Regions from separate parts of the Homo sapiens genome. Here regions 1 and 3 are each linked to region 2. The links are chromatin loops, found by intact Hi-C in ENCODE. Cell type or tissue: heart left ventricle. All regions are shown on one strand. Each heading gives the region's core, and the rest is flanking DNA. Links, peaks and the distances in the headings are about the cores only.

Region 1 (3,067 bases), core at 171-2,670, 68 kb before region 2:
AAATCAAATTTAGACTGCTGTCTGAAGCTGACCACCCTAAGGGATTTTAATTTGGAGGTGAGATGAGGCCCTGGGGTCAGGAAAGGAACCCATCTTGTTTTGGACTCTTCAGCTGTCATGGGTAGGAGATTTGTTGCCAGCTATGTGCTTTAATTGAGCCTAAGGGGAGGGGGCACCCAGAAGGGACTCTGAAGCCAAAGGTGAGAGTCCTGTCTTCCTGCCTCCCCACCTCACTCCCCAAGAGTACACATTGGGCAGTAGAGTTTCCTTACAAAGTCAGGAAAGAAAAAATCCAGAGACCAGGCAGGCTAATAAATGCTCACCAGAAATATCTGGCCTAATAATCAAAACAGCTCTGCCATATTCATTGTCTGGGACAAGGAAGAAAACTGAGGTTCAAGGTGGACACCAAGAGTCTAGCCAGGCAACTGGCAGCCTAGAGCCCTAGAGGTCCCCGCAGACATCGCCCTCCAAGCCCACCCACACGCAACGTTTCCGCCAACGGGATGGCTCCACTCCCAGCTTAATCACCTTTAAATCACTCAGGGACCCCCTGGGCCACCTGCTCCACTCCAATCCACCTCGCTCACCCGTGAAGGGCCTCCCTATGCATGGTCGCCAGGCTGGGGGTGGGGGTGTCCGTGCCCCCCTTGCCCAGGATGGGGGTTGCCTGTTTCCAGGGGAACAGGCTCTTGGCAGTCGCCCTCCAGGCCACCCCTCTCTAGTTGGTAGCCGGGAGTATGGTAGCGCGTGTGCAGGGCAGATAGCACACAGAGCGCTTGGCGATTTGGTTGGGAGTCGCCAGCGCCACACCTCGGGGACAGCGTCAACTTTCCAAGGCGGGCCTGGGGCACCCTCTCCTTCTCTGGCCTCGGGGCGCCTCCTAGAAGGCCCTCCTTTTCTCGCAGGCCCCTGACTGTCGGCGGTCCCACACTTCTGGGACATCTCCCCCATTACCTCTCCCTAGTGATGGGTGTGCACCCCATGGGGCAGACAAATCTCTTAGCCCACCAGGCTTGAGAGTAGGGTAGGGGCAGTGGTGGCACTAAAGTGTCACCGCATCACGCTGGCCACTTGCGGGCAGGGGCTGGGCTTCAGTTGACTCCTGCACATCCACCCTCCAAATTCCAGCCTCTGGCTTTGGGGCCTAGGGGCAGGGTCTGTGGACACCACGGGCCAGGCTCCCCGCCAGGGCGTCGCACTTGGGTGGTGGCCCTGCAGCTCCTGGCGCCACACAACCGCTGTCCCGGCTCAAGCAGTGATCTTCTGAAGGAGTGGCAACAGAAGCCGGGACTAACCTGGCAGTGCCACTTACACGCGGCGCCTTTTCCCCATCCAGTCCCCTGTGTCCAGTTCCCCAGCGTCCCCTGCAGGGCCCCGAACCCTCCTCGGTGCCCGCGGCCTCCTTCCCCGCCTGCTGCTCACCACACACCGCGCTGCCCTTGCTCAGGGCTCCAAGGCGGTGCTGGCCACCACGGTCACCGCCAGGCTGAGCGCGAGGGCGGGGCGGGGCGGGGCGTCCATGGCAGGGGCGGGTGTCCTGGCGTCCTCAGTCTCCCAGAGGGTGGCGACCCCCGCGTCCCGCTCCGGCACCGGCGGGAAGAGAGCGCCTCCCGGAATCTGGTGGACAAAGAGGGCGGCTCCTTACGTAGGCGGGCAGAGACAGAAGCTGGCGTGGCCGGGCTCCTGCTCCCCTATTCTCCGACCCCCGCCACCTAGCCCGCGCCACCCAGGGCTCCTGGATCGTCTGGCTCGGGGCCTCCTCCCCGCTGTGTTCCCTCCCTGGCGGCTGCAGAGCCCTCCTGGGCAGCGGAAACAAACTTCCCCGAGCAGGAAGCCCGTGCCCCAGCCTCCTCTCGGCAAGGACCAGCCCGCGGAACACCCCGGCCCCTCGGCGCCTGCCCTGTCCTTCTGGCTACGGGTCCAGGAGGGCTGGCATGAGACCAATCGCGACCCTGCGGTTCCAGAGCCTGCGTCCCGCACTGCCGAGACCACACAGTCTCCTCTCTTAGGAGCCTTGACATGGCCCTCTTGACGGGTGGTTGGGGGACCAGGGTGTGTGTATATGGGGGACAGTTGGTCAAAAGTGGCTTTTTGTTTCCCCAAAAATAAAGACCCCTTTGAAATTTAAGGTATTTTCTTTTTTACTTAAAACCAGTAGGGTCTAATTATTTAAATGTACCCATGATCCTGTCAGTAAATTTGAGCACACTTTTATTCGTTTTTGTCAGTTAGTCCTTTTGCTTGTTTCTGTCTTTAAGGAGAATTTAAAATTCCACCTGAAATCAGTAAAGTATCTTCAGAAAAATTGTATTGAGAAAAGAGGCTTTTTCAGGAGGAACTGATATCTCTGGCGAATTTTCTGTCCCCTTGTTAGAGTTTATAAGTCAGTTATTTTATTAAAACTTAATTTCAGTAAAAATTTCCTATAGTCGGTGGAGCAATATAAAAAAATCTGGTGCAGTGGCAGTAGAGCAGTCTTTAGAATTCTTAGACATTCTGATGTGTCGAATTGAAGCCATGCCTGAAAAATTCATGTCACAACTATTGTTATTTTTCAGTGCCACTCTTTGCCCTTGAGGGAAGCAATGCATTCCTTATAACTCTAGCAGCCCAAAGAGCTGTCTATGGCTACAACACCCTTCAAAGATTACATTTTAATGAAGTAGACCATGAATACAAAAAAGCCTTAGCTTTTTTTTTTTTTTTTTTGATGGAGTTTCCCTCTGTCCCCCAAGCTGGAGTGCAGTGGCTTGGTCTCAGCTCACTGCAACTTCCACCTCTCAGGTTCAAGCGATTCTCCTGCCTCAGCCTCCCGAGTGTCTGGGGTTACAGGTGCCTGCCACTACATCCAGCTAATTTTTGTATTTTTAGTAGAGACAGGGTTTTGCTAAGTTGGTCAGGCTGGTCTTGAACTCCTCACCTCAGGTGATCCACCCCCCTTGGCCTCCCAAAGTATTGGGATTACAGGCATCAGCCACCACACCTGGCCTCTTTTAGCATTTCTTGTGCCTTTACATATGTTACTTAAAGAGCGTTCAGAAATTATAATTTGGGTATGTTAGGA
Region 2 (3,067 bases), core at 166-2,665:
GCCAAGGTGCCCGGCCTCATCAGTTTCCATATGTGCTGGACTGCTCGATGTCTCTGCTTGGTAGAGACCTCTTATGTAAGTTACAGGCATGAGTTGTCTTTGACCCAGAGATGCGCCAGATGTGCCTCCAGGTACCCTCAGAACACAGATTGTGGCGACAGGCCCTCCTGATGAAATCGGAGACTTCACACCTTAAGGTAGAGATGATTCCACAGGAAGTCCTCAACAAGGTAAAGCCGAAGTATCAGCATCCAACCAACCAAGGCGGACAATTAATGTGAATCCAGTAGAAATCAAGCTGAAGGAAGGGACCCAACCTGTTCGAAAGGAACAATACGCCTTAAAGAAAGAGGCCCTAGAAGGCATCCAGCTGGTACATTCTGATTCTTGTGGCATGTCTTAATAAGACTTTGTCAGTCTCCATAGAACATGCCCATTCTTCCAGTAAAGAAATCTCATCCATGCAAGTACAAATTCATGCAAGATATAAGGGTGATCAGTGATACTGTAGAAGACACCCACCCCACTGGGGCCAATCAATACACTATTTTTATCTTCCTGTCCAGAGACCATGAATGGTTTAGAGTATTAGATTTGAAGGATGCTTTCTTTTGCATACCAGCGAATGCAGAAAGCCAATTATTGTTTGAGTGGACAGACCCTGAAACAGCCACACAATTTCAATATTGTTGGACAGTGCTTCCTCAAGGGTTTAAAAATTCCCCAACTGTATTTGGGGAAGCACTGGCTCAGAACTTAAGAGACTTACAATTGGAAAATGGGGTACTGCTACGGTATGCGGATGATTTGCTAATCTCCAGCTCCTTGAAGCAAGAATGTCAGGATAACACTGTAAAAACTAAACCATTTGGCAGCCTGTGGGTACAAGGTCTTAAGCAAAAGGGCACAGGGGTACAGATATGCAAACAAACTATGGGATACCTAAGATTTCTGTTACAGAGAAACCAGAGCCCTGACGGTGGAGAGGCAAAATGCAGTTGCCTCTATCATGACACCCACAACCAGAAAGCAGCTAAGGGGCTTCCTGGGAAGGGCAGGGTTCTGCAGAATCTGGATTTCCAATTATGGCTGAAGGTAAAGCTGCTATATGAAGTGATAAAAGGGGCCAACCACAACCCCTTTAAATGAGAGCTGTAACACCAGAATGCGTTTAAACAATTAAAGCTTAAGATGACATCTACCCCATCTCTGAGGCTGCCAAATCCTCATAAACCCTTGCAACTTTACGTGCATGAAAGACTGGGTCTGGCACTCGGGATCCTAACACAAAAACTAAAAGAAATATTGCAACCAGTGGCTTATTTCTCAAAAGGATTGATACAGTGGCAATGGGCTGGCCCCCTTGTCTCAAAGCAGTAGCTGCCGCCTGCTTGTTGCTCAAGGGAGCTGAGAAGCTGACTTTGGGTCAGCCCATCGTGATTTATGTGCCCCATCAAGCCTGGTGTTATTTGAGCAGAAGGGTGGCTACTGGCTGACGGTTGTCAGATTAGGCTGATATCGGGCCATCCTGCTTGATAATCCCGCAGTAAAACTGCAGACCACTGGAGCCTCAAACCCTGCCATTTTGCTGCCACCTACTGGGGAACAAAGGAACTAGTACACAACTGCCTAGAGGTTATAATCAAGTATTTTCTGGTCTCCCAGATCTAAAGGATGCAGCCCTCCCCTATGTAGACTGGTTGCTGTTCATGGATGGAAGCAGCTTAGTCACCAACAAAGGAGAAATGCTGCCTATGCTGTAGTAACTCTCTTGGAGGTAATAGAGGCAAGAACACTCCCGACAGGGACTTCTGCGGAAAAGGCTGAGTTAGTCGCTTTTACCAGAGCCTTGCAACTGTCCCAAGGTGAGAGCACCAATATCTACACTGATTCCAAATATTCCTTCATGATAGTTCATGCACACAGAGCTATTTGGAAGGAAAGGGGACTGCTAAAAGCTGATAATACTGAAATTTAATATGCTAAGCAAGTGTTGGAGCTGTTGGAAGCAGTAACAGCGTCAAGAAAAATAGCTGCTATGCATTGTCCAGGCCATAAGAGCAGCGATTTCAAACCAGCTAGGGGGAACACCTTCACCTACTGCACAGCCAGGCATCTAGCCAGCACCAGTGCCAAGGTCCAGGCACCTTTGATTTCCCAAGTAGATTTGGCAGCTTTCAAACCCCAGTGTAGTTTGAGGATGAAAAGATTGCCAAGGACAAAGGGTTTATTTAAGACAAGAAAGGCTGGAAAGTAAATAACAAGGGCCTGGTTTGGGTGCCAGCACACCTTCCTTCAACCCAATGCTAAAATATATTCATGATAGCATGCATTTTGGATGAGATGCCTCGTTAACTTTTGTGCAAAAATATAGGAAGGAAAAGGCTCACTTAAGAAGTATAATACAACATTGCTACCTTTGCGCTGAAAATGAGACCAATAACTATAGCAAAGGACAACCCAGACAACAGGCGAGAGGGAAGCATCTACTAGAAAATTGGCAGATTGACTTTGCTCAAATGCCACTTGCCCCTGGAAGGTACAAATACCTCTTAGTTGTAGTGGACACTCTCAGGCTGGGTGGAAGCCTACCCATATCATACCGAGTGGCCAACAGAGGTAGTTAAAGTGCAGCTAAAGAACATCATACCCCGATATGGGCTCCCTGACATTATCCATAGTGACAATGGGCCTTCATTTACCTCGGAAATAACCCAACAAGTAAGCAAAACAGTAGGAATAAAATGGAAGCTGCACTCGGCATGGAAGCCTCAATCCTCTGGACAGACTGAAAGAATGCATCATACTTTAAAGACAATTCTTGCTAAGCTATGTCAGGAAGCTCAGTTAAAATGGATTCAGGTACTTGGGATTGCACTACTCTGGGTAAGAATGGCCCCCAGAAATGGGATTAAGTTAAGTTCTTATGAAATTATTTTCGGGACGCCCTTTGTAGCCTTGTCCTGGGTTGCTAGAGTGTCACTGGATACAGAATTAGCTATTAAAACTTATGTCACTCAGGACGAACTCTTAATGATTTGCATAAGTTTGCTTCTTAGAGGAATGA
Region 3 (3,067 bases), core at 171-2,670, 360 kb before region 2:
GGGCTGGAAGCTTCATGGATTCTAGTTTTTAATGAATATCTCCCCTGAGCCCACACAAGCTTGTGACTGTTGGTCCCAAGGCATATTGTCCAACCTCCAAATGGAGCAGAGCAATGGTGAAGGAAGCCTGTCTGGTCAGCTCAGCCACTTCTGAGCTCTATAGCTTTGCACAGGCCTTTGCTCCTCACTGTGCCTAAGTTTCCTGCCATAAAACGGGGACATTGATACAAACCACACACACAATGAGGATGAAAAGAGATAATGGGTAAAATGACCTCACCTGCCAGGGAGTCCATGCTCAGAGAACTCTCATGCTCTTGGGTGGAATATTTCCTCAGAGACATAGAGCTTGGAGGTCAGGGACACGGGCCCTGCCACTGACCTGCTCTGTGACTCTGAGACAGTGGCTTCCACTCTCTGAGTTCAGATCCACACTGAACAGGCTGCTCTGACCTGTGCCCCTGGGCTGGGAAGGGAATTCTTCCTCCCCAGCTTGTCAGGGAACCCTTGGCCATGGCTGAGGGCAATCTGGCCCCAGTGCCCTGGCTTAATGGAACAGCAGGAAAAGGCAAACACAAAACCCAGACAGCAGCTGATCACGGAATCTGCTCTCCTTGACCCACAAGGATTTGTTGTGATCCAGCCAGCCTGTGACTCTGTCCACATGCTGCTCCTCTGCAGGGATGCTGCTGTTCACTCTTACTCTACTGAGACACACAGATGTCCTTGAATGAAATAATTCTCTCTCTCTGTCTCTCACACACACACAAACACACACACACACACACACACCCTAACTCTTCCTCCAGGCTCGCAAGTCAGCTGTCCAGAAAAACTGCCTTCAGCGGCCCCTTAGCCTGTGAGCTGCCCTCATTCCCCTTCACAGCCCTGAGTGAGGATGCGCAGCCTCCTTGGGCAGGAGGAGGCAGCTTCTGGGAGGTTGGGTCTCACAGCTCCAGTGCCCCCTGCTGGGCCTCTAGCCGGCTCAGGCAGTGACCCTGGGTAGGGAGCACCTCAGTGCTGCTCATAATTGCAGAGGATGGCCTCACCAGTCAGGGGGTCCTGGAGGGCCTGGGGGGGCTTGGTCTCTGACTGCCAGCAAAAGACGCTGGTCACATCTAGGCAGCAGGAGGCAAACACTGAGTCAGCTGACTTGCCTGACTTTAACCCTCAGGTTTTTTAAAAAAATTAAAATACAGGTGCAGGGGCTTGGGCTCGGGACTCCTGGACCCACGTGGGGCTGAGCGTGGATGGTGTTTGGTGTCCGGCTTCACTCCCAAACCGCACCCGGAGGGTTTGCGGGGCGGAGGGGCCTCAGGGCGACGGTTCCAGAACAGACCCAGGCTGCTCCGGTCAGCAGCAGCCCCGCCGCTCTCCCACCTAGCGGGGACCCCCAGCCCCGCCAGCCGCATCGCTCTGTCCCTCTCATGTCAGGCAAGCCAGTTCCGGACCGCGTGGCACCAGGAGCCGCCAGGAGCCGGGGCGACCCAGAGGTCTCCAGCGACCTGGCGTCCGGCGAGGACACAGCCCCCAGGAGGGGTTAGACCACGGGAGCCGGAGCCCGAGTCCCAGGGCCGCCGAGCCAGTTTAGAGTGGTCTCCAGGCCCTAGTGGGAAGGGGCTCCGCGCTTCTGGGCGTCCACAGGAGCTGCATGGCCCTGCCCGCTGACGCCCGGTCGGGACGCTCCACACCCTGTGTGGGGGCGGAGGGGACGCGGTGGGTGCGGCCTGGGCGCGGGTGGGCTAGAGCCTGGAGACCGCCGGGAGCCCGACTTCCTGGCGCTTTGCCCTTTGGGGAGCGGAGCCAAGGAACAGCGCCAACCTCTCTCCACAAGCCAGGGACCCTACGACCCACCGCCGCAGGTGAGCTCCGCCCGGGCGCCCCCTCCCCCACCACGCCTGGATCCCTGCCGGGCTCCCCGAGCCGAGACTGTGCCTTCTGCAACAGGGCTGTGCTCCAGGTGGGAGAAACATCCTTTGCTCCCTGCTTTGGGGTCCCTGGGCTCCTTGTAGGGTCTAGTAATGGTAAAACTTCTTACTCTGGCTGGAAAGGTAAAATTTTTCAGATCCCCTATGCTTCAGCTCAAAAAGCAGAGCTTATAGCTGTAATTGAGGTATTGGCTGCTTTTACTATGCCTATTAATGTGATTTCTGATTCTTCATACGTGGTTCATTCCACACAATTAATTGAAAATGCTCAGTTACGATTTCATACAGATGAACAACTGATGACTTTATTTACCCAATTGCAAATAGCAGTTAGGAGTAGAATGCACCCTTTTTATATCACTCACATTAGGGCTCATTCACCTCTTCCAGGACCTTTAACTGGAGGGAATCAAATGGCTGATCGCCTAGTTGCTACTGCAATATCTAATGCTAGACACTTTCACAATTTAACCCATGTTAATGCCTCTGGTCTCAAACGCAGATACAGCATTACCTGGAAAGAAGCTAAAGCTATTACCGAGTGATGCCCAATTTGCCAAATGGTGCATTCCTCATCTTTTACAGGAGGAGTTAATTCTCAAGGATTGGAACCTAATTCTCTTTAGCAAATGGATGTCACACATGTTCCCTCGTTTGGGAGTCTAGCTTATGTACATGTATGTGTGGACACCTTTTCCCACTTTGGGCTACATGCCAATCAGGAGAGTCTTCTGCCTGTGTTGAATGTCACCTTTTGCAATGTTTTGAGGTGATGGGCATTCCAGCCTCTATTAAAACAGATAATGCCCCAGGCTGTACTAGCCAAGCTCTAGCTACATTTTTCTCTATGTGGAATATTAAACACATTGCTGGTATCCCATATAATTCTCAAGGACAAGCCATAGTAGAAAGAATGAATCTGTCCCTGAAACAGCAGTAGCAAAAACAAAGGGGGCGGGGGGAAACAGGGACTATGGGACACTGCATATACAATTGAATCTAGCATTATTGACTTTAAATTTTTTGAGCCTGCCTAAGGGCCAGATGCTATCAGCAGCTGAACAGCATCTACAGAAACCAGCTGCAAAGACAGAAGCAGAACAACTGGTTTGGTGGAGAGATCTGATAACAAAAAGTTG

Evidence for each region. A loop is a pair of places that touch in the nucleus more often than their neighbours do. Peaks named below come from ENCODE experiments on the same cell type or tissue, not always from the same donor. Only the 100,000 strongest peaks of a DNase experiment are listed, where the experiment ranks them.
Region 1: it touches region 2 in a loop (2.2-fold over the local background); 5 of 110 quality-filtered maps call a loop at or near these places.
Region 3: a loop joins it to region 2, with 10 times the contacts of the local background. A loop is called at or near these places in 80 of 110 quality-filtered maps.

What each region holds. Positions count from the first base shown.
Region 1 is chr7:65,238,293-65,241,359 of GRCh38, forward strand. All of the region lies in intron 1 of LOC124901661 (a long non-coding RNA gene), which reads right to left. Among named protein-coding and RNA genes, the nearest start is that of ZNF92, 130 kb to the right of the region's middle. In heart left ventricle, for the core only: no CTCF peak of the experiment used is centred there; DNase peaks (open chromatin) are centred at 979, 1,489 and 1,852; H3K4me3 peaks cover 993 bases; H3K27me3 peaks cover 2,418 bases.
Region 2 is chr7:65,306,338-65,309,404 of GRCh38, forward strand. All of the region lies in intron 2 of LOC105375334 (a long non-coding RNA gene), which reads left to right. Among named protein-coding and RNA genes, the nearest start is that of ZNF92, 66 kb to the right of the region's middle. In heart left ventricle, for the core only: CTCF peaks have their summits at 1,589 (motif pointing left) and 1,793; no DNase peak of the experiment used is centred there; H3K27me3 peaks cover 804 bases.
Region 3 is chr7:64,945,996-64,949,062 of GRCh38, forward strand. No RefSeq gene overlaps it. Among named protein-coding and RNA genes, the nearest start is that of ZNF117, 44 kb to the right of the region's middle. In heart left ventricle, for the core only: no CTCF peak of the experiment used is centred there; a DNase peak (open chromatin) is centred at 1,576; H3K4me3 peaks cover 1,026 bases; H3K27me3 peaks cover 1,972 bases.